Linked DNA regions of Homo sapiens: all the other regions are linked to region 1. The links are chromatin loops, found by intact Hi-C in ENCODE. Cell type or tissue: PC-9. All regions are shown on one strand. Region 1 overlaps FNDC3B (fibronectin type III domain containing 3B). Region 2 has its middle 110 kb from the start of TNIK. Region 3 has its middle 22 kb from the start of SLC2A2.

Evidence for each region. Peaks named below come from ENCODE experiments on the same cell type or tissue, not always from the same donor. Only the 100,000 strongest peaks of a DNase experiment are listed, where the experiment ranks them.
Region 2: a loop joins it to region 1, with 9 times the contacts of the local background. A loop is called at or near these places in 3 of 110 quality-filtered maps.
Region 3: it touches region 1 in a loop (3-fold over the local background); 5 of 110 quality-filtered maps call a loop at or near these places.

Annotation. Positions count from the first base shown.
Region 1 is chr3:172,337,260-172,345,259 of GRCh38, forward strand. It overlaps FNDC3B (fibronectin type III domain containing 3B), which reads left to right. Exons shown (of 26, transcript NM_022763.4): 16 at 71-142; 17 at 3,854-3,972; 18 at 5,752-5,857; 19 at 6,827-6,999. Among named protein-coding and RNA genes, the nearest start is that of GHSR, 110 kb to the right of the region's middle. In PC-9, CTCF peaks have their summits at 4,419 (motif pointing left) and 4,626; a DNase peak (open chromatin) is centred at 4,412; H3K27ac peaks cover 1,520 bases.
Region 2 is chr3:171,562,443-171,570,442 of GRCh38, forward strand. No RefSeq gene overlaps it. Among named protein-coding and RNA genes, the nearest start is that of TNIK, 110 kb to the left of the region's middle. In PC-9, CTCF peaks have their summits at 4,585 (motif pointing left) and 4,790; DNase peaks (open chromatin) are centred at 3,429 and 4,569.
Region 3 is chr3:171,045,215-171,053,214 of GRCh38, forward strand. No RefSeq gene overlaps it. Among named protein-coding and RNA genes, the nearest start is that of SLC2A2, 22 kb to the left of the region's middle. RefSeq lists a silencer at 4,732-4,941. In PC-9, CTCF peaks have their summits at 4,819 (motif pointing right) and 5,020; DNase peaks (open chromatin) are centred at 347 and 4,807.

The DNA.
Region 1 (8,000 bases):
GTCCTGATGATGTTTACCAATAAAAATCAATATCCTTTTATTGCTAATAAGACATTTGGTTATTTTCCAGATCCCCCTAAGGACAATGGTGGTTCAGAAATCCTCAAGTACTTGCTAGAGATTACTGATGGAAATTCTGAAGGTGAAGTTTTTGGCAATTGTTTTATTCAAATCCAATAGCAAGCTCTGTTTTCTAATATAGTAAATGTCTTTATAGTAATAGTGAGTAATCATTAATTCTAAAGATAGAATTATTATTACAATAAACAAACTTTAGTCACATATTGGCAGTTTTTCTATTTCAAACACAGCACCAGAGATCAGAGTCTACTTGAAACTTACATTTGTGTTATTTAACAATTTTTCTGTATCTTTTTCATTGGTGTTTTGTTTTGTTTATCTTTTGTTTTTGTTTCTTTGGTTTGGTTTGTTTTTGTTTTGTTTTTTGAGATACGATCTCTGTCACACAGGCTGGAGGGCAGTGGCACAAACATGGCCCATTGCAGTCTCAAACTCCTGGGCTTAAGTGACTCTTCTGCCACAGAAGATGAGGAAGAATACATTTTTCATAGTGATGGGGTCTCACTATGTTATCTAGGCTGGTCTCAAACTCCTGGCCTCAAGCAACCCTCCACCTTGGCCTCCCAAAGTGCTGGGACTATAGACATGAATCACCACACTCAGCTTCCATGTCTTTTTATGAACTAGGGTTCCTAATTAATCAGATAAATTTGGTATTTTCATCTCCTAACTTGCCATATGTTTTCTGGAAATTCTTATAAGCAGCCGAGAGTGGTGGCTCACGCTGTAATCCCAGCACTTTGGGAGGCTGAGGTGGGTGGTCAAGAGATCAAGACCATCCTGGCCAACATGGTGAAACCCCGTCTCTACTAAAAATACAAAAATTAGCTGGGTGTGGTGGCAGGCACCTGTAGTCCCAGCTACTTGGGAGGCTGAGGCAGAAGAATTGCTTGAACCCAGCAGGCGGAGGTTGCAGTGAGCTGAGATTGCACCACTGCACTCCAGCCTGGTGACAGAGTGAGACTCTGTCTCAAAAAAAAAAAAAAAAAAAAATTCTTATAAGCAAAGAGAGTATCAGAGGCAGGAAGGGGAAGGTGGAGATAGTGAAAAGGGGTAGGTTCAGTAATCTACAAATTCCCATGCATGATTAAACAGTATATAGTATTGTGGGCTAGTGACAAGAATCACACTTTTATAACAAGTTTAGAAAATGTCTTTCCAACTTCATTGTCATTTTGCTTCAGGTTTTTGTTACTATTCATACTGGGTGGATTAACATGGGACAAATGTTAGAAATAAAATTCCTTAGTGCCTTTTTAAAAATTCTAAGGTTTTCTTTCTAATAAAATTCATTAGACTTTAATAGAGAAAAGTATAGTCTTCAAAACTTTTTAAATGACATATCATCTCACCACTGTAATAATCTCTCTAACTATTAAGGTTTTGTTTTGTTTTGTTTTGTTTTGTTTTTTGAGACGGAGTCTCGCTCTGTCGCCCAGGCGACAGAGTGCAGTGGCGTGATCTCGGCTCACTGCAAGCTCCGCCTCCTGGGTTCATGCCATTCTCCCGCCTCAGCCTCCGGAGTAGCTGGGACTACAGACGCCCACCACTAGGCCGGCTAATTTTTTTTGAATTTTTAGTAGAGACGGGGTTTCACCGTTTTACCCAGGATAGTCTCGATCTCCTGACCTCGTGATCCACCCACCTCGGTCTTCCAAAGTGCTGGGATTACAGGTGTGAGCCACCGCGCCCGGCCCACCATTAAATTTTTTTTTAAATGGCACATGCTAATGCCAAAAACAGAGAGCATTGATAAAACTTTTACAAGCAAGCAGTGCTGATGTGTGGCTGGCTTTTTATTCTGTACCATGAGAACCACCTGGAATTTTTTTAAGTCTGTTGGTTCCTATTTTAAGCTGAAAACATGAGAATTCTTTTGAGATGAGCACAGCTGTTCTAAACATAAAATCATATTTTGTGGTTAAAAACCTGGTTTAGAACTGCTGGGCATGGTGGCTCACACCTGTAATCCCAGCACTTTAGGAGGCGAGATGGGTGGATCACGAGGTCAGGAGTTCGAGACCAGCCTGGCCAACATGGTGAAACCCGTCTCTGCTAGAAAAAATACAAAAATTAGCTGGGTGTGGTGGCATGTGCCTGTAATTCCAGCTACTTGAGAGGCAGAGGCAGGAGAGTCGTTGGAACCCAGGAGTCGGAGGTCGCAGTGAGCCGAGATCGCACCACTGCACTTAAGCCTGGGCGACAGAGTAAGACTCTGTCTCGGAAGAAAAAACAAAAAACAAACAAACAAACAAAAAACCTGGTTTAGCTTTTCTTCATTAGAAAAACCCAACTAGGTTAGAAGTCATGTATATGCCAGTGGCTCGTTGTGAATATTTAAGTATGTTTTGAATTCTCATGGCTCCCTTTAGCTACTGATGACAAATCAAAAGTAGGGGCCCTTCTGGACTTCCAGTTAACAACTTTGTGACTGCATGGCTGAGTGAGTGATTGAATCTTTTCAGTAATCCTTGCTCCCAGTCACCTTTTCAGTACAGGTTTTTTTGACCTGTAATATCAGGATAATTGCCTTTGCTATTGCCTTTCTTCATATGGCCTTAGTGCATGCGACTCTGTTGTGAATCTAAACTAATAAGCCGCTGGGGGAATTTGTGGAAGTTACTCTAGTTAAAATACCAGGGAATAGAAAAAGCATTTCCCCTAAAACAACTTCATGTAGTAAAAGGCTTTTGTAAAGTGGTCAACTGGAAACACAGCGTGAGTGGGAATAAAACAGAGGAGTGAAGAGCCTCCCAGTGGCCTGGAATTGTGAGTCAGGCAGGCGGCTGAGGCAGCCCTGGGTGCCCTTGCTTCTGACGGCATCAGCCTTGGGGGGCACCCAGACTCCTGGTGACCGTTTCTCTCTTCAGTTCCACAAAGCGGTCAGATCACTTGGGTCATGCCACATTTGGTCTTTAATTTGTCACCCCCGTAGGCATTTTTGTCTTTTTTTTTTTTTTTTTTTGAGAGAGTTTCACTCTGTCGCCCAGGCTGGTGTGCAACGGCGCAATCTCGGCTCACTGCAACCTCTGCCTCCTGGGTTCAAGTGATTCTCTTGCCTCAGCCTCCCAAGTAGCTGTGATTACAGGTGCCCACCACCATGCCCAGCTAATTTTTGTATTTTTAGTAGAGACAAGGTTTCGCCAGGTTGGCCAGACTGGTCTCAAACTCCTGACCTCAGGTGATCCACCCACCTCGGCCTCCTAAAGTGCTGGGATTACAGGCGTGAGCCACCGCCTGTAATTTTTGTCTTTTAAGTGGAGCTCCATGAAGGCAGTCAAAAGACCCAGTTTTTAAAAGAGGATTTCACTTCCTTTGACCTCTAGGCAGATAAGAACAGGGAGAAATTCTTGCGTACCACCCCAGACTTGCCAGAAGCCTCGTGGCCAAGAAGTAGCCCCGTGCCTGGCTGCCCCTGAGGCCTCCTCACACCAGGAGCATTTGATAGCTTGCCCACCCCTGTTCTGTGTCTCCTACCACTCCCTCCATGCCAGCGGCACGTTTCATTATGGTTTCCCACATCCAAACCTCATAGCAAATGTAATTGTGGTGATAATAGGTAGTCTAGCCAGCAACACTAAGTATTAAAAATGACTCAATGTTATTTTGGTATTTAACTTTGTAAAAGAAAAAGGAAGAGCTTTCTGGCTATTTAAAAAGAAAAAGAAGATGTTGGTTTTCATGAAAACATAGAGCTTTTTCTTGTCAGCAATGGCTGATATGCTACATTTTTACAAGAGGCATAAAGTCATGCATAAGTCTTGTTTTACAGCGAATCAGTGGGAAGTGGCCTACAGTGGGTCGGCTACCGAATACACCTTCACCCACTTGAAACCAGGCACTTTGTACAAACTCCGAGCATGCTGCATCAGTACCGGCGGACACAGCCAGGTTGGTTTTGTTTCCATATGAAAGTAAACCTCATTGATCAAATTCGGACAAACTGTCTATAACATCAGAAGCAAATTGCAGTTTAAACAATGTATCTTGGTAATGCAACCTAATAGTATCATGTCAGGAAATGAAAAATAGAGCTTTCTGAATTGCTGTTTAGAGGTATAAGATAGGCCTAAATGATTCCCTACTGAATTGTGGTATTTTCGGGTACATTTGTCACTCACTCATTTCTCAGAAGGCTTTGACATAATCACCTGTGACAGTTGAAAATTGTCTGGAATTTGCATTGACTAAATAAAGGAGACCTCGGTTATTGCAATGATTAAAAAACTATAGATTTTAGAGTAAAAAGATAAGACCTGCACAGCACTGCTGTTACCACATCTATCAATTTTAAGAATTTGAGACATACCTTCCTCAAGGTACTTTACTGCCATCTGCTGGAAAGTTGTTGCAAAAACAATATAAATCCATGATGACTGAGCTGAGTGGCACCTCCTGAAGTTGTGTGGTACCCAACGTACACATCTGTAGGCAGCATCCATTCTTTTGTTTCTACTATTTATATGACTTTAGACTAACCTGTTAACATGTCAGGAGCCTTAGTTTCAACCACATAGTACTCTCATAGGCGCAAAACAACCTAATAAATATACATGGAGTACTCTAGAAATAATTGTTATCTAAATGGTTTTAACTTACACTCAGAAAAGTGAATGAGAAACGAGATGCCAAAAGATACTTTCACTGTAGAGATATTTAACATTATGATTTGAAACCACTAAACATTTAAAATGAAAGAGAAGGAGAGATGGTGGCTTACAGCCCTGTGCTGGGTTGACTTTTCAAGAGAATACCTGCCATTTGAAGGCCTAACTTTTCTAGTCAACCCACTTGCAACATCAGTTTTTGTGTTTACTTTCTTTTGCCCCCAAGGATGGTACTAGGGCATCTAGACTGCCCATGTAGACACTGCCTGTGAGGAGAAGGTCCAGCTGGACCATCTTTATACAGTGCCGAAGCTGTCTGGAATGCCTCCCAGGTGGAGTAAATCCAAATCAAAGCTGAGATTATCAGTGGTCCTTCCTATGTGTGAGGCACTACACAAGGTGGCACTGAGGCTGAACTGCTCAAATGCATAGAGTTCATTTCCTCTGTGCCACTTCTCAGGAAGAAAACTGAATGTGGCTGAGCTGTATAGCTCTACCTGATTTTCTCCCGTCTCAGGAAGTAGGTCAGCTTCCATACCACTAGCCTTACGCAACCAGATCCTGCAAAATAAAGGACTGCTTATTTTAGCATTAACAGTACCTGCTGGTTGATGTCAGAATCAATTGATTAATATTGAGTTTATTTGCTTTTCTGCTCTGTATGTGAGTGGTTGGCCATTTATGGTACCATTTTAAAATTTCATCCAGCTGTCGTTTTGTGTTCTCTTCTGTCCTCATGAAGGGTCTTTCTAATTTTGATTTGAAGGAAAAGAATTGTGTGCTTAGGATATACAGTACTCATGTCTGCTAATCTAACTTCAAAAATAATCATTCTTGTTTTTCCCAGTGCCATATGAAGTCTATAGCCACCCTTAAAACACACACACATAAATTTATATGAAGATCTTAATTACATTAAAAGCATACCATAATGTGCACACATTTAGTGTGTAACCCCTTTTCGGTAACATTTGCAGTTATGGGGTGGAATTTGCCTGATATGTAGAGGTCTGATAAATTCACAGTAACTAAGAGATGGTTCTCTCTGGTGTTTCTCCTGCAGTGTTCTGAAAGTCTCCCTGTTCGCACACTAAGCATTGCACCAGGTCAATGTCGACCACCGAGGGTTTTGGGTAGACCAAAGCACAAAGAAGTCCACTTAGAGTGGGGTGAGTGAACTAACCTTCACATTGACATTGACAATTTGGACAATTGGAGATGAAGACTTATGCTTTGTAGTTAAGTTTCAAAGCTTTCTTCTAAAGACCATATACGTTTTTGTCTGTTGAGGATGTCCATATTCTTCTTGAAGTATGTTGACCCAGGTTTTTTATGTGTGTCATTCCCCCCATCCACACCCGCAACACTGTCCCTCACCTTCCTCTTCCTGATGGTGCCACACACATGGTTTATCCCCCGCACTTCAGGGGACACATTTCTAGGGAGTATTTCAAGAACAGCCAGTCTTTTTCAGAAAGTTTTCAACTTTATTCATGGGAAAAAAATTTTGTGCTCCATTTAGAATTTAAACCAAAGAATGGTTTATAAGATCACATGGAATTCTTTCTCGTCTTTGTTTGCAACCACCTCTGCTGCATTGTCCTGTGTGGGTCCTGATGTTTTTACAGCATTGATTTAAGCTGTATTAGCGTTTCCTGTTGTGTCCAGCAGTTTACAACATGTATAATTACAAGTACAAATGTACAGAACTCTCTAGCAGACTATTTTTTCCTACCACTTATGTCTAAAGTATAATAAATTGTGCCAATTTGGGGTCCTGTATTTTGATTTAGCATGACCTTTGGTTTCCAATTAAAGAGATTTTTCTTCCCTCTTTTTCTTCCATTTACCTAGCATTAGAATATGAAGAAATATATCTAATGTTCCTATAATTTTGGGATTATTTTATCAATGTAATTAAATAAACTTCAGTGGACCCGCTTTGGAGAGTATGGATAACATCATTCAGAAACTTTTATTTTTATATCTCTTTTTTGGTGGGCATGGATTCTTTTGTAAGGGAGATACTGAGGCCGGCCACCTATGTGATATTTTGCTCAACTTGTGTGAAATCTGGTGCACTTTGGTCAACTGGAAGCACAAAGTGTTCTAAGATGAAAAAAATTCTTCATTCCCAGATGTTCCTGCATCGGAAAGTGGCTGTGAGGTCTCAGAGTACAGCGTGGAGATGACGGAGCCCGAAGACGTAGCCTCGGAAGTGTACCATGGCCCAGAGCTGGAGTGCACCGTCGGCAACCTGCTTCCTGGAACCGTGTATCGCTTCCGGGTGAGGGCTCTGAATGATGGAGGGGTGAGTATAAGCCCATACACCATAACCAGAATCAGAATGCATAATCAGAACCCAAAGTGCTAGCACTTCTGTCTCTAGCCTCCTGAAATTTTTGACAGTCTTGATGCAACCTTGACAACCATTAATGCAGTGTCTGTAAATCTTAATTCTGAGTTGATATTGTTGTGATTTCATATAGACCCAGCATTAGAAGTTTTCTGTTTCTTTTGTCCTCATATCATTCTATGAAGACAGCACTCAAGGTTAATAAGGATATCACCCTGTAGATATTTTCGACAGTTTTTGGAAAATTTCCTATTCTATTGACTTTATCAGTTCAGGGAAATTAGGATTAGATAATAGTTCTAATAAAAGTTTTATACTGTCTTGTCTAAATGAACCAGCAACATCTTAGGTCAGTTTTTACAACTAGAGAAGGGTAGTGGCCAGGGACACCAGCTTGTTTTTGTTTTGTTTCACGTGAAAACTACAGGACTCTCTCCTTCTATTGCTCCATTTGGAGTTGTCAAGTTGAGCTATCAAAAATTGAGAATATATATGTCTATGTTATATCCATAAAGGTTGTTGTCCTTTTTTTCTTTGAAATTGCCAAATGATGTGGATTTAGGGGGAGATGAATAATGAGCAGTGGGAGTCCCAGTAACTGTGAGGCTTTTGGGTGGGCTCAGAGATTGATGAAGCATAAAAGGGCAGAAGCGTGTGGGTAAAGCCAGCTAAATGCCCCGTCCAAAGTGCCAGTGGTTTGTGTAGATGGGCTCCATGCAAATAAATAGAATTAATTAATTGATGATTTTTTAAAAAAATAAGACAGCCCAACTTGCAGTGACTTTTTGTTTTAAGTGAAAGCAAGTTTATTAAGAAAGTAAAGGAATAAAAGAAGGGCTATTCCTTAGGCAGAGTGCCCAAAACTGGATTTCTCCTAATTCTCCAATAGAAAAGAATTTCAGACACAACAATGATACTTAAGTGAAAACAAAAAAGTCTGAACATTAACGCCTATG
Region 2 (8,000 bases), 770 kb before region 1:
TTCTTCTTTTCTTCTTTTCTTCTTCTTCTTCTTCTTCTTCTTCTTCTTCTTCTTCTTCTTCTTCTTCTTCTTCTTCTTCTTCTTCTTTCTTCTTCTTCTTCTTCTTCCTTCTTCTTCTTCTTTTCTTCTTCTTCTTCTTTCTTCTTCTTTTCTTCTTCTTTTCTTCTTCTCTTCTTCTTCTTTTCTTCTCTTCTTCTTCTTTCTTCTTCTTCTCTTCTTCTTCTTCTGCTTTCTTCTTCTTCTTCTTCTTCCTTCTTCTTCCTTCTTCTTCCTTCTTCTTCCTTCTTCTTCTTCTTCTTCTTCTTCTTCTTCTTCTTCTTCTTCTTCTTCTTCTTCTTCTTCTTTTCTTCTCCTTCTCCTCGTCCTCCTTCTCCTTCTCCTTCTTCTTATTTTTTATTTTATTTATTTATTTTTTTGATGGAGTCTTGCTCTATTGCCAGGCTGGAGTGCAGTGGCTCAATCTTGGCTCACTACAACCTCCGCCTCCCGGGTTCAAGCAATTCTCATGCCTCAGCCTTCTGAGTAGCTGGGATTACAGGCACGCGCCACTACGCCCAGCTATTTTTTTTGTATTTTTAGTAGAGATGGGGTTTCACCGTGTTGGCCAGGATGGTCTCTATCTCCTGACCTCGTGGTCTGCCCGCCTAGGCCTCCCAAAGTGCTGGGATTTTTAATTTTAAGTTCTGTGCAGAACGTGCAGGTTTATTACGTAGGTGTACATGGAGGCAGGCCTTATTATTAACTACATTTGGCGGATGAGTAGCTGAGGGTCAGAAGTTGAGTGATTCGCCCAAGCTAAGTGATGAGGCCACAATTTCAAACCAGACCCACCTGATTCTCGAGGCAGGGCAGTAACCTCTGAGCACCCCTGCCTCTATGCCACGGACAGAGCCTGCTTCTGTAAGATTACCGCTCTGTCTCATTTTAGGGTACTTCCCAAGAAACTCCCTCAGTTCACCTCATCATGGGTACAGGTGAGAGGACTCGTCACTCACTGTGACAGAGGCATGCAGCCTGGAGGCTCCCCCTGGGGGTTTGCCCGGATCCTCACGGTGCAAGAACACTGACAAGATCCTGCCGTGGAGTTGGTCAAGATTTCCTGGAGTGCTACCAGAGGCCTATTCTGGGCTTGCACACACCCAGGCCCTCCCTCTGGGCCTCTCCTGCAGCATGGTGGCTGTCTCCCCACTGGCCCTCCAGAGCCATAGTGGCCCTGGTACAGGTGAGCTGTCTCCCCACTCCATCCTCCAGAGCCACACAGCCCTGGTACAGGTGGGCTGCTGTGACCCTGACATGGTGCTGTGGTTTCTTTCCTTCACAAGCACAATTAGGCAAGCCATCGCTGTCAGATTCATTTTATTTTTAAAAAACTTGTTTGGTATTGTATTTGGCATTTTAAAAGATGTTTTATGGTGTTACATTTTAAAAGCCAATTTGTTTTCACCGCAGGAAGGCCCTCAGGAGGGAAGAGCTGTTTTTTAAACTGTTCCCCTTGTACAAAAATATTTTCCAAGTTATTTAGATTTATAGTACAGATAATACTTGTCTCCCATTGGTCCAGGATAACAAGTAATAATAATAATAACAAATAGTGTAATCTGCTTAATCTGAACTATGCGCTCTTTTTTTTTTTTTCTTTTGAGACGGAGTCTCGCTCTGTCACTCAGGCTGGAGTACACTGGTGCGATCTCAGCTCACTGCAACCTCCACCTCCCAGGTTCAAGCAATTCTCCTGCCTCAGTCTCCTGAATAGCTGGGATTACACCCACACCACCATGCCTGGCTAATTTTTGTGTTTTTTTAGTAGAGACATGGTTTCACCATGTTGGTCAGGCTGGTCTCAAACTCCTGACCTCGTGATCCGCCCACCTCGGCCTCCCAAAGTGTTCGGATTACAGGTGTGAGCCACTGCGCCCCGCCATATGCACTCTTATATGTACATACACTATGCACTTTTACACTTTTATACATGAAGAAGTTGAGGCATAGAGAAGTGAAGCAACTAGTCCCAGGTCACACAACTGAGACCTGCAAAACCTTAAAAAAGAAGAGAGTGGAAATCTTTCAACCTGATTAAAAAGTATTCCTGCTTTCAACATAAGCTGCATATAACCAGTTCCAAGATTGCAGATTCACTTCTTCCTACAAATATGTATCGAAAACCTACTATGACTCCATTCACAGGAAGATGGTGCCTCAGTCAAGATAAGAATTCCCGGTCTATGATTTCAGCACTGGATACAGGCAGGCAGTATTATTTTAAAAAGTTTGCAGTATAAAAAAACTTCTCTCCTATTTATTGCCTCCACATGGCAATGTCCCTCCCATCTCTCTTTACAAGAGAAGGCAGCCAGGCACCTTTGTCTGTTTGTCTCATCACTCAACCCCCGACTTCCCCTCTCACTCCACACAACTGCATCCCCAAGTGCTGCCCTCAAGGCTGGGCCTAATGGGCACATGGAGTCCTTATCTTACTCATCTTCCCTGTGGCATTTGACACGCTTACCAACTTCCTATTCCTTGAAATTCCCTTTTATTGAAACTCTAACAACTTCCCAAGACTTCCTGAGGTCATCTTTTTCTCGTTCCCCTCCCACTCCTGGGATGCTCCTTCTTGTTCTCTTTCGTTATAATGACTTTCAAAACTGGGAACTTGAAGTGTACTTTGTGCAAATTAACTCACATGGTTTTGATGAACTGAATCAGCATCATACCCAGCGCAGGGATGGGAAATAGAGAGGAAGACCCACTGCGGGACTTCTGTTTGCCCACTGATTCAGTGAGAAGCCAGGATGCCAGGTCCAGCACAGCAATGAGTTTGATTGTGTTGATTGTGTCTCCTCCAGACATTCACTGTCAACTCTCAATGCAGAAACAGCTCATGAACTATATTTAGGAAGGACAGAGCCTGATGAGTGTGGAAAGACTGCAGGTTTGGGCACAGGGCTGGATTTAAAGGTCTAGACCTGTGAACACCACCTATTTTGTTGGCTGTTAATTTTAAGTGTATGTTTGTTCTAACAACAGGACCCTAGCTTCTGCTGGCCCTTAAGGGTTACAAGATTTTCCTCCTGGTGACAGATTGTTTGGCTACATCCCAAAAGATATAAAACTCCTTCCAGTCATCCCAGAATTAGGTCCATAGATTTCCAGTTATAGAAGAGAGCCATTCTGGGTAACACAGCAGATGTAAATTATGTGCCTGAATTGATTTTGCATTAATTTCTCGTAGGCTATTTTCATGCTGCTTAAATACCACTTTTTAAAGCCACTATGGTATTGTATTTTAAAAGCTGATTTGTTTCCACCACAGAAAGGGCTTCAGGAGGCAAGAGCTGTTTTTCAAACCCTTCCCCTTGTGCAAAATTACTTTCGCCAGTGAGGAATTTTCAGTAATGAGCTGTCTGTTTGCACAACTCTTCAGTGCATGTTTGCATGCTGCTTCTGTAAGCTTCCTTTTGCAAGACATATCATGAGACACAAACTTCAAGTTTCCTACTCCCTTGAGGGACCAGCCCTGCCACTCATTAGCTTAATATGGAAGCCCAGGGGCTCAGATAATAACACTTTATGTTCTTGCTGTACAGCAGGGCCAGTATGCTTTGTGCTGTGGACTCTTGGCTGTCCTGCTTGATCCAAATGCTTTTGGAAACCATCAGATAAAGGGCAAAAAGACAGTCTGTAAATCTATGGGGTTTTTGGTACAGAAATAGGGCTAGGCTCACATTGAACTCCTGAACATGATATCAAAGCTCTTATTACAACTTTTTATGCATGAACTTTCATATATATAAAACTGGACATCACATAGCAAAGTAATAGCACATCAGCTGTTCCTACCACTAACAGATGGCAGGAGCAGGCAGGGGAACTTCAGCTGAATTTCTTCACTGATGTGGCCATTGTTTGCTATGTTTGGGTGTTTGTTTGTTTTTTGAGACAGGGTCTCACTCTGTCACCCAGGCTGGAGTGCAGTGGCATGATCTCGGCTCACTCCAACCTCCACCTCCCAGGTTCAAGCAATTTTTCTACCTTAGCCTCTTGAGTAGCTGGGACTACAGGTATGTGCCACCACGCCTGGCTGATTTTTTGTATTTTTAGTAGAGACAGGGTTTTGCGATGTTGCCCAGGCTGCTCTCAAACTCCTGGCCTCAAGTGATCCGCCTGCCTTGGCCTCCCAATATTTGGCTTTCCTTTGATTTTACAAATGGCCTGACAAATCAACTCCCTCATCCCCACTTAAGTACTAAGAGTATTGAAAATGCAATTAAAAAGAAGGGTAAATTTTGATGGAAACTACAGTTTTCATAAAAGTGGAAAGAAATGGATGATGAATGGCTCAACAGGACAAAGAGGAAGCTACACAAAATTAAAAATTAAAAAATTATCAGTATAGCTGGAAGACTGGAACTGAAGTTGGATGTCTGTTATCCTGAGGTTAATTCAGGAGAAGGCTCTGGACTAAAAGACAATTGGACTGAGAACTCCCTTTAGGGATGTCACCTATTAAAGAAAGGTAATTTTGTACAAAGCTGCCGCATTTACCGTGAGGCTGCTCATTTTTAGATTCTAGCACCACCTAGAGGACAGAATGAGATAATTTCCATTCACCACTGAACCTAAGGAATCTTTCATCAATTAACCGTTTTTCAGTTTTCAAAACACTTAAATTTTAATATCTGATTTGATATCCAAATAATTGTCTTTGAGGTAGGAATTTCTACCTTTAGTGTACTGATAAAAAATCAATTTTTCCGCTGGCTTACTGTCCAAAGAATTTGATCAGTTTTTTATGTGATCAAAAATTATTATCCATGGATTATTTTTTAAACTTTATTTAGGTACAGTTTATATACTCTAAAATTAACTAATTTAAAGTGTGCAGTTCAATAGTTTTTGGTGAATTTACTGAGTTGTGCAACCATCCCCATAGTCCAGTTTTAGAACATTTTTATCCCCCCAACAAGATTCTTTTTTTTTTTTTTTTTGAGACAGGGTCTTGCTCTGTCACCCAGGATGGAGTGAAGTGGCATGATCTCGGCTCACTGCAACCTCCACCTCCCGGGTTCAAGCAATTCTCCTGCCTCAGCCTCTTGAGTAGCTAGTATTACAGCTAGTAGCTGGTATTACAGGCACCTGCCACCACGCCTGGCTAATTTTTGTATTTTTCAGTAGAGACAGGGTTTCGCCATGTTGGCCAGGCTGGTCTTGAACTCCTGACCTCAGGCGATCCTCTTGTGTTGGCTTTCCAAAGTGCTGGGATTACACTCATGAACCACTGTGCCAGCCAAGAGTCTCTCTTTTTTACAGTTAATCCCCATTCTCACCCAGCCCCATGAAGTCACCAGAGTTTTTTCTGTCTGCATAGATGTGCTTTTTCTTGGAATTTCATATAAATGGAATAATAAAATGTGTGGGGTTTTTTTGCATCTGGCTTCTTCACTTAGCATAATATTTTTGAGGTTTATCTGAGTTGCAGCATTTATCAGTATTTCATTCGTTTTGATTGCTGAGTAGTACTCCCTTGTATTGATATACCAATTATATTTGTCCATTCACCAGTTGATGAACATTTAGGTTGTTTCCAGTTTTTTGCTATTTTGAAAAATATTGCTATGAATATTTGCATGGAAGTTGTTTTTCTAAGTAAGAAACTTTAATTAGTAAACAGGGAAGTGAATAAAACATGTGGAAGAAGGGTGATTATATGAATTATGTGTATTGAGGAGAAAAAAATAGAATAAACAATCAGGAGATGCCTAAGGGAAAGGCATCTGGGTCCTGGGCCCCGGATTCAATGTGTACCCAGGAACCAAGGAGTTCTTGGTATCGTATTCTTCCAGAGACACAGAAGAAGCATGGGGAAAATTATTCAGGATTTGCTCTGATAGTTTAGCAGTATTTGATGACAGTTTTTAAGGTGTTTCTTAATGTTGGATCAATACAATATGTAGCCGATGCAGACCTTGGTAACACATCTGAGGTTGGAGATTGAAGTACCATTATGATCTCTCCCCATCATGAAGATAGAGGTGAAGGGGACATTTCAAAGTGAAAAATAAACTATGTGGTCAGATGCATTTGAGTCCAAATCCAGGCTCTGTTAATATCTATAAGGACTGCAAGGTCAAAGTTCTCATCAGTATCCCTGGAGGCCATGGTACCTATCTCACAAGGCTGTTGTGAGGATTTGCTAAGATGCTTTATGGAAAGCACTTAGCATATGGCCTGGCACACAGTGAGTTCTGATGTTATTTTTGTAAGATTGGATTGTGCTTGACAAACCCAGGAACAGTGACATTGACTTCTGTTATTCCTGAGAACCTTTTACATCATTTCATTGGATGTTTCTGGCCTGAGATTCTGGCAAAAAGAAGTATAAATTTTCTTCAGAGATGATAAAAATGTTTGTGTAAGTGGAACCTCATTAAAAAATATTGCTTGTCACCCAGAATGTTGTAGGCTGGTGGAAAGATTTAGTGCTAATCTCAAGGGAGTGGTTAGGACTTAGGGGGATCCACACTGGACCAATCAGCATGATAGGTTACTAACTCATTTTGCATATAAAAATGTTGTCTAGGACTCTACAGAATTCTCCCTATTAATGGATGACAGTCAGAGGTCCTTGGGTTTAATCAAAATTTAATACCTTGTGAGAGGAAATATGAAGAATACAAATGATCAGTAATAGACAATATGTCAAATGCAGTAATTGCCAATTTTAAAAAGTCTCCTTGTCAGCATATCTACCTTGATTTGTAGTTAGGAACACATGGCCAGAGCTGTATTAAGCCTCTGGGAAAACAAAGGAATGAGATACATATTCTGTTGCAAGAAAATATATCAGAGATTCAACAAAGCCATCATATCTAAAATAATAAAACAGCATGTTTAAAAATATTTAAATCAGGGAATTTCTCCCCCCCCCCCCCCCCATAAAACTGAAGGCTCCTACTTCATCTGGTGCAGGGCAGATGAATCTTCCATGAACTGCTTTTATATTCACCCAAGCAGTATATTAAGAAGGCTGAAGTCAGAATGAGTTCCAGAAATCTTTCTGTTGAGGAAAACCAGAATCTGAGGAAGGAGCAGTTATTAGATGTGCTTGTTTGTCACCAGAAGAATGCAAACAAAGAAATACAGATGAGTTCAGAGTGCTACAGATATCTTAGAGCAAACCAGATAACTATTGACTTGGTGCTATATACTGTAAGGGAATAGCAACCATGTTAGACATTTTGGTATACTGACTTATTGGCTCCAATTTTTATAGCCTTGTAGGCACAGCCATTACCATGTGGCTTTTGAATTCCTCCACTAGAGGCATTGATGTTGGGTTTGAATATTTTGCTTCCTGTGGCCAATAGGATGCGAGCAGAGTGACCATGTACCAGTTCCAGGCTTAATCCTTAAGAAGCATTTGTGTTTTCAGTTGCTGTCTTTGTTTCTGCCGTTGTTATGAGAAGAAAATACTCTGGTCAGCCTGGTGGTCTGAGGAGGAGGAAGAGAGACGCCACATGAAACAGTTCTGGAATCACGCTCAGCCTAGATCAGCTGACCTCTAGCCAACCCACAGATACGCAAGCAAGAATAAGGGATTGCTGTTGAAAGCTGCTGGATTTTGAAATTGTCAAGCGGCATTACTCTGACAATAGGCGGCTGACATAGATGGCTGTTTTATAGGGTTAGTTGAAAAAAAGACTGGGAGAACCTTAATCTAAGGACTATCAGGTCTTCATGGTCACATTTTTTCTGAACAATTGATAGAAAGTTAAATTTTCTACAGAAACAGGAGCATATACTATATCTAAAATTGATAGTCGGATTGTTTGGGAGCACTAACACAACAGGTTTTCCACTGATTTATATAGGGTTGGGAAAGAAACGTGCTCTGATTTTTGTTTTAGCTAATTAATGCTACCTCGTGCCACCCACTCTGAAAAAGCTCTTCTTCTTTTTATACCCATCCTCCTCAAATGTCAGAAGACTGGGAGTGGGAC
Region 3 (8,000 bases), 1.3 Mb before region 1:
GACCTCGTGATCCGCCTGCCTCGGCCTCCCGAAGTGCTGGGATTACAGGCATGAACCACCACGCCCGGCCTCTAACCATTTTTCAATCAAATGTGCCGAAATGACCACAAGTGCTCTGCAGGTCATCTTTCTGAGTTTGTGTGTCTTTAATGTCTGTGGGTTAATCATTTTCAGATAGTGTTTGTGCTATTTTCCACCACTGCCTTCTATACCAGTTACTGCTGATTTGCAGGGTGCTGAGGGAGGCTTATGAAGTTGACATAAAAAGTGGGATCGAAGATCATGAGGTTATTGTTGAGGTTTAACAAACAATGTTGGTCCATGTTGTTGACCAATAGGTCACCAATAAAAGAAGCAGTGTCAGGGAGAAGCGATTCTTGTGTTAGCTGTTTGTCAGACACAGAGGAGTTCCAGGAATGTACTGTAACAAGCAGATGGTGCAACTCGGTGGTGGACAAGTTGTTGACTCAGGCATTCTGGCTCTTTTCAGAGACATTGAGAGTCAGTGGCAAGACTAGTAAAAGTAAGACAAAATAGAATTTCCCTCTCCCTTACACCTTAAAGTCACCTCCTCTGTTGGAGCAGAGCAAGTGGATTTGATCAAGTACTTTGTGGTGGATGGTGGGGAGAGGAAGCAGTCCTTTCCTTTTTTTCAGTGATTCAAATTAGAGTAAAAAATTGGCCAGGCGCGGTGGCTCATGCCTGTAATCCCAGTACTTTGGGATGCCGAGACGGGCGGATCACGACGTCAGGAGATGGAGACTATCCTGGCTAATACGGTGAAACCCCATCTCTACTAAAAATACAAAAAAAAAAATTAGCCAGGCGTGGTAGTGGGCACCTGTAGTCCCAGCTACTCGGGAGGCTGAGGCAGGAGAATGGCGTGAACCCTGGAGGCGGAGCTTGCAGTGAGCCGAGACTGTGCCACTGCACTCCAGCCTGGGCAACAGAGTGAAACTCCGTTTCAAAAAAAAAAAAAAAAAAAAAAAAAAATGAAGGCCACTTGGGGCTGTGGTCTCTGAGCGCTCTAAGTTCCTTGTAGATATGCAATGTTGTGCTTTCAGGATAGTAAAAGAACACAGCAAGGGTAAGGGGGTAGGTCTGTGGCTTTATGCTAAAGGGCAAAGAAAAAGAAATATTCTAGGCCGGGCGCAGTGGCTCACGCCTGTAATCCCAGCACTTTGGGAGGCCGAGGCGGGCGGATCACGAGGTCAGGAGATCGAGACCATCCTGGCTAACATGGTGAAACCCCATCTCTACTAAAAATATAAAAAGTTAGTCCGGCGTGGTGGCAGGCGCCTGTAGTCCCAGCTACTCGGGAAGCTGAGGCAGGAGAATGGCGTGAACCCGGGAGGCGGAGCTTGCAGTGAGCTGAGATTGCGCCCCTGCACTCCAGCCTGGGCGACAGAGCGAGACTCTGTCTCAAAAAAAAAAAAAAAATTCTGAGTGTTCCCATAGGTAAGTATCTGTAGTGACATTCTATTCTAGTTCATCTGTGGTGATTATAGCCCCAGCCAGGACACAGCCCTAACATTAAAGCATACCTGATCTTTCGTTCCCTTGACAGAGCACCCAACCTAACTCATGCAGTGTCCTTACAGATTTCTTGCTAAGTGAAAATTCACGTAGCATTATAATCCATTAATTTGCTACTGCAGAGCCAGCTCTGACAAGGAGATAACTGCTCCAGATGCCAAAGCACTGAAAGATTGTTGTTTGAAAAGTTTATTGGGTAATGAAATAGAAAAGCATCTCAAATGCCAGATGCACAAGGTAATGTTTTGTCTGATTGTCATTGTTAACTCCCGCTAGGGCTATAGTTGGAATGTTAGTGGGAATGTAGGACGAATAAACAGGTTAGGGAAGAAACCATGGCTTTGCCACAGAAACTTGATAGGTTAGGCTAAATTTGAGTCTAAAGATGGGTGTTCTTTCATTGAGGTACAGTTATATTGATTTATAGATTATATATATTGATTTATATATTGCTTTTTTTTAACCATTAAAGCTTAAGGAAGCAGTTCAATACAGGTCAAAATGTATATAATAGGAATATAAACACAAAAGTACCAGATGGAAATATGCATCAAACAACAGACAGCCAATAAAAAGTAATTTGGCTTTTTAAAAAGGGGAAGAAGGGACAGTATGATTATGAGTGTTGAGAGTGGCATAGGCAACAAGTGTATGGGTGTATATCTATATCTATAATCTATTTTTCTCTCTAGATATATATTGTACATTAGTTAAACAGGGGTGTCCAATCTTTTGGCTTCCCTGGGCCACATTGGAAGAATAATTGTCTTGGGCCACACATAATATACACTAATGATAGCTGATGAGCTAAAAAAAAAATCGCAAAAAAAAAAATAATGTTTTAAGAAAGTTTATGAATTTGTGTTGGGCGGCATTCGAAGCCATTCGGGGCTGCAGGTGGGACAAGCTTGTTTTAAAACTAACAATGATATTCTTTTTACGTAAGTATTTTCTAAACTTTCCCTTGGATTTTATGGGCATATTATAAGAACAACTATGTACGAAGTTTACAAAGATCTGATCTGGAAACACAGCACAATTGTGAGGCAGGCAGGAATGATCTCATTACCCCTACTTTAGAAAGAAGAAAACAGATGCTTGGAGAGCGATTTGTTTAGGGTCATCAAGCTCTGACTTAAGATTTTATTCTTCCATATATTTCAGGAATAATGTCCCACTTCTTAACTTTCTCTTTTTCACTTTATTTTCACCTTTTCTTTTAGTTAAAGGCCAAGGAACAGCCTTTCCCAGGGTGCTGTCACTGACATTTACACCCTTGATTTTAATGTCTTAGGGACTAAATGCTCTTTGGTGAGATGCTATTCAGGTTTTCTTTATTTCAAAGAAGAGTCATTATTCTTCATCCAGTCATTATTATTGGAGTAGTTCAGTAGAAAAAACACTAGACTGGTAATCAAAAGAGCCGGCTTCTTATTTAGATTCCACAACTCCCCAACCCAAGTTCTTGAGCAAGTTATTTCTCTCCTAGTCTCCATGTCTCCATTCATAAAAGGAAGCAGTTAAACAGGATGAGCTCTAAATTAAAATTAAAATTAGGGAGAAAAAATTTAAAATATGATGAAAAATAATTAGCATACCTGATTAAAGCATAATTAGAACATGCAAGGAATAGATAAAACCAATGAAACAAACCAAAAACTTAAGAGTAAAAAAGAACTTAAGTATAGATTAAAAACTTATAGATAGGGTGGGTGCGGTGGCTCATGCCTGTGATCCTAGCACTTTGGGAGGCAGAGGTGGGTGGATCGCCTGAGGTCAGGAGTTTGAGAGCAGCCTGGCCAACATGGCAAAGCCCCGTCTCTACAAAAATTAGCCGGGCATGGTGGCAAGTGCCTGTAATCCCAGCTACTCAGGAGGCTGAGGCAGGAGAATCGCTTGAACCCGGGGGACGGAGGTTGCAGTGAGCCAAGATCGTGCTGCTTCACTCCAGTCTGGGTCTAAGGGCGAAACTCCGTCTCAAAAACAACAACAACAACAACAACAACAACAACAAAAACTTATAGATAAAATGTGAATAAAAAGAGGAAAAGGGTTAAAAACAGGTAACATACAAAGGTGAGTTGAGAAATTTAAGCATAAAATACTCAAAGAATAAGGAAAGTGAAGTATGAAGAATTCAAAGTCACAAAGAAGTAGGAATTGACAGCTATCAAATAAGAGAGAAAGGCAAAAGCAAGTGCAAAACAGTAAATAGCTAAGCCAAAAGAAATCAGAAGAAGACATGTATAAAAAATAAGTGTTAGTAAATAAGTAGTAATAAATTTTATCTCAACCTAAGACTAAGAGACAATAAAAAGGATGGTAAAAATAAATGTTTGAAAATCAAAAGGGGGTAAACATGAAAAAAGAAAAACAGTTAAAAGCAATATAAGTAAGCAAAGTATATGAAAATAAGGCAGAAATGATAGCAATAAAATGTGCCTTTCAGGGAGGTTTTTTTTTTTTTTTAAAGATATTTCAAGAAAAAAAGAAGAAAATGATCTGCCTACAAGAGCAAGTAGGTGTCATGTGTCCTTAGCAGTCTTCTGAGCAGAGGTAACATGTTGCAGTATAGAATCTCTGAGGAAACTCAGGCCTGTGATGGACAGCAGAGCTCCCAGCTGCCAGGAGGGGTGTGCCCCGCAGGATGAAGCCCATCCAGGAGGTTTAAGTGTAGATGAGGAGCAAAGTCAGTGGGCCAGATGGCCCCAGTGGCTGGTCCAGCAGACTCTAGCCTTTCTTCTAAAAGCACTACTTGGGACAAACGATGGCCACTAAGATGCCTGTACAACATGAGAAAGAGGTGGTTGTTTGGACACACTTTTGATGTCTATATAGGCTGGAAAAATGCAGAATTGTTCAGAGCAGAAGGAAAAACTCCAGACGTGTAGTCTTCCTTCAAATTTGTGATTGCGGGTTGTCTAGGACTGTGGGCATCAAAATGACATTCCTGCTCACAGCAGGATGGGGATGGTCGAGAAGTTTGCCTTAGTAACAAGCACTCAGGTGATTCGTATGATCAGAAAAGTTTAGGTTAGTAGGACCACACAATAGCTTCATGCATCAAAGCCGAGGTTCAGTAAGGACATTTGAAGGATTAGTTCTACAGGAAGCAACTAAAAAGATGTCCAGAATTATATGCACGAAATGATTCACTCACGGGGAAAGAAGTTGGGGAGTGGGGGTGAGGTGGGGAGCTACCATACCAACATATGGTAATTTTGGCCATTCCTAACAAATGGTGTTACAAACGTTGCCCACCAGAGGTCAGGCCCGGCTGAATCAGGAAAGCCCTGTGGCATATGTCAGGAGGTTGGGCATAGGAGTCAAGAGAGAATGCTATACGTTGTTCAATTGAGTTTAAGCCTGAGGATACCTCTGTGCTTGAGGCTTTACATGGCAAACTGAAACCTGGTTTTGTACATAGATTGACTGAAGGCCTATCTTAGGAATATACTCTTGTAACACGTGGCTGAATCTTAGGCAATCACAGCAGTTTAATTTCAACTGATTGGCCACCAGCTGATTCAAGTAAGGAAAAACACTTGGTAAGCTGTCACTGTTGTTTTCTGTCCATAATGTCATCTGACCAGTTTGCAGGCCCAGAGTTCTTTGAACCTGTTCTGGTCTTGAGTGAGGGCTGCCCAATTCTAAAACTGATAATGAAAGCCAATTAAGATCTTTAAACTAAATTTGTTGTAATGTTGTCTTTTGACAACATTCATGTAGTCAAATTTCCTGCTCCACTAGCACTTTCTCTAGCCATATTGAATGATTTCCCATTTCTGTACCCACATGCTCTTCCACTCCTCTGTGCCATTGTTCAAGTCTCTCCCTCAGGCTGGAAAGCCTCTCTCTTTTTTTTCCTCTCCCAATGTCTTATGAAGGCCATATCCCTTCATTTTTGTCCCATGCAATCCTTGAAATCCTCTATCAAATGACTGACTCTGTTCTTTGTCATTATCTCTGTTCATGTCTCCTGCCTTCCTCATGTCCCCTGCAACCTAGGGAGATCGTTTCTCCATCACCTCTTTCTGCCTCAGCATCCAGTATGAGGCCTGTTATAGAATAGACAGCTGATAGATAAATGGCTACTTTGCTTTCCTTCACGTAGATAGTACATACTGCTTTAGTGGCTCCTCAGAAGCCAGATTATAGCTGCCTCAAATGTTTTAAAAAATAAGATGGCATATAAACAGGTAAAAAAAAAAATACGATGATGATATTGAATTCTCTGACATCTAAAGGTGATAAGGGCAGCCATATTAAAATGAGCTGAAACAATGACCATTAACATGTTATCCACATTAAAACGTTGCCATAAAACACAACCAAAACAAAAAGGGGATTCTCAGGGAAAATATTGACAGTTAAAAATTTTCCAAACCATGGTCTAAGACCAGGGATTGGGTGATATATCAAGAGGTCCAACACCCCATCTGTATACCAGGCATTGTTTGTAGCCTAAATAAATGATTCATATGTATAGTAATTATTTTAAAAATGAATGTGGCTTATAAAATGCAGCTTTATTTAAAACTGTTACTAAACTTTTTGTTGCTTTTCTGTTTCTGAGGTAGATAGGAGGTGAACTCATCATACTTTTAAAAATTGGGAATGAATTCTTTTGGTAAATGAGGTGACTAGGATGCAGTTAGCTTATGACTTCTGAGTTTCGCTGTGTCGTCTGTTTCACAGCATATCCACTGTGATGGCACTAAAGCCTATAGAGCTTTCTTAAATTCCACTTACTTGATGAAGCCAGCAAAATAAATATAAATCATGGACATTAGGCAGGGTGTCTGCTTTGTTTCCAGTGCTGGGTGATGCTCTTGGGTTTTTTCCTATCAATTTTTGAGATGGGCAGTATATTTCTATACTGAAATAAGGTCTGGACTTTTGTAAAAGTTCTCTACAGCAGTTGTTACCATATATTTTTAGATGTTACTAGCTAGGAAAAATTTCAACAAGAAAACTGAAGTCTCCACCACTGATATGGTTTGGCTGTGTCCCCACCCAAGTCTCATCTTGAATTCCCATGTGTTGTGGGAGGGACCTGATGGGAGGTGATTGAATCATGGGGACAGGTCTTTTTTGTACTGTTCTTTTGATAGTGAATAAGTCTCACAAAATCTGATGGTTTTAAAATGGGAGTTTCCCTGCACAAGCTCTCTTCTCTTGTCTGCTGCCACGTGAGATGTGCCTTTTGCCTTCTGCTATGATTGTGAGGCCTCCCTAGCCATCTGGAACTGTAAGTCCAATAAACTTCTTTCTTTTGTAAATTGCCCAGTCTTGTGTATGTCTTTATCAGCAGCGTAAAAATGGACTAATAGAATAAATTGGTACCAGTAGAGTGGGGTACTGCTGAAAAGATACCCCAAAATGTGGAAGTGAGTTTGGAATTGGGTAACAGGCAGAGGTTGGCACAGTTTGGAGGGGCTCAGAAGACAGGAACATGTGGGAAAGTTTGGAACTTCCTAGATACTTGTTGAATGGCTTTGACCAAAATGCTGATAATGATATGGACAATGAAATCCAGGCTGAGGTGGTCTCAGATGGAGATGAGGAACTTGTTGGGAACTGGAACAAAGGTGACTTGTTGTTTTAGCAAAGAGACTGGCAGCATTTTGCCCCTGTCCTAGAGATTTGTGGAACTTTGAATTTGACTGAGATGATTTAGGGTATTTGGCTAAGCAGCAAAGCATTCAAGAGATGACATGGGTGCTGTTAAAGGCATTGAGTTTTAAAAGGAAACAGAGCATAGATGTTCAGAAAATTTGCAGCCTGACAATGCAATAGAAAAGAAAATCCCATTTTCTGAGGAGAAATTCAAGCCCGCTGCAGAAATTTGCCTAAGTAATGAGAAGCCAAATGTCAATCCCCAAGACAATGGGGAAAATGTCTCCAGGGCATGTCAGAGACCTTTGGGGCAGCCCTTCTTATCACAGGCCCAGAGATTTAGGAGGAAAATATAGTTTTGTGGGCCAGGCCAAGGGTCCCTCTGCTGTGTGCAGTCTAGGGACTTGGTGCCCTTCGTCTTGTGACTAAAAGAGGCCAAAGTACAGCTTGGGCTGTTACTTCAGAGGTTGGAAGCCCCAAGCCTTGGCAGCTTCCATGTGGTGTTGAGCCTGTGGGCACACAGAAGTCAACAGTTGAGGTTTGAAATCCACCTAGATTTCAGAGGATATAAGGAAACACCTGGATGCCCAGGCAGAAGTTTGCTGCAGGGGTGCGGCTGTCATGGAGAACCTCTGCTAGGGCAGCGTGGGAGGGAAATGTGGGGTCAGAGCCCCCACAGAGTCCTTACTGGGGCACCACCTAGTGGAGCTGTGAGAAGAGGGCCACCATCCTCCAGACCCCAGAATGGTAGATCAACCAATAGATTGCACTGTGCGCCTGGAAAAGCCACAGACACTCAATGCCAGCCCATGAAAGCAGCTGGGAGGGAGGCTGGACCCTGCACA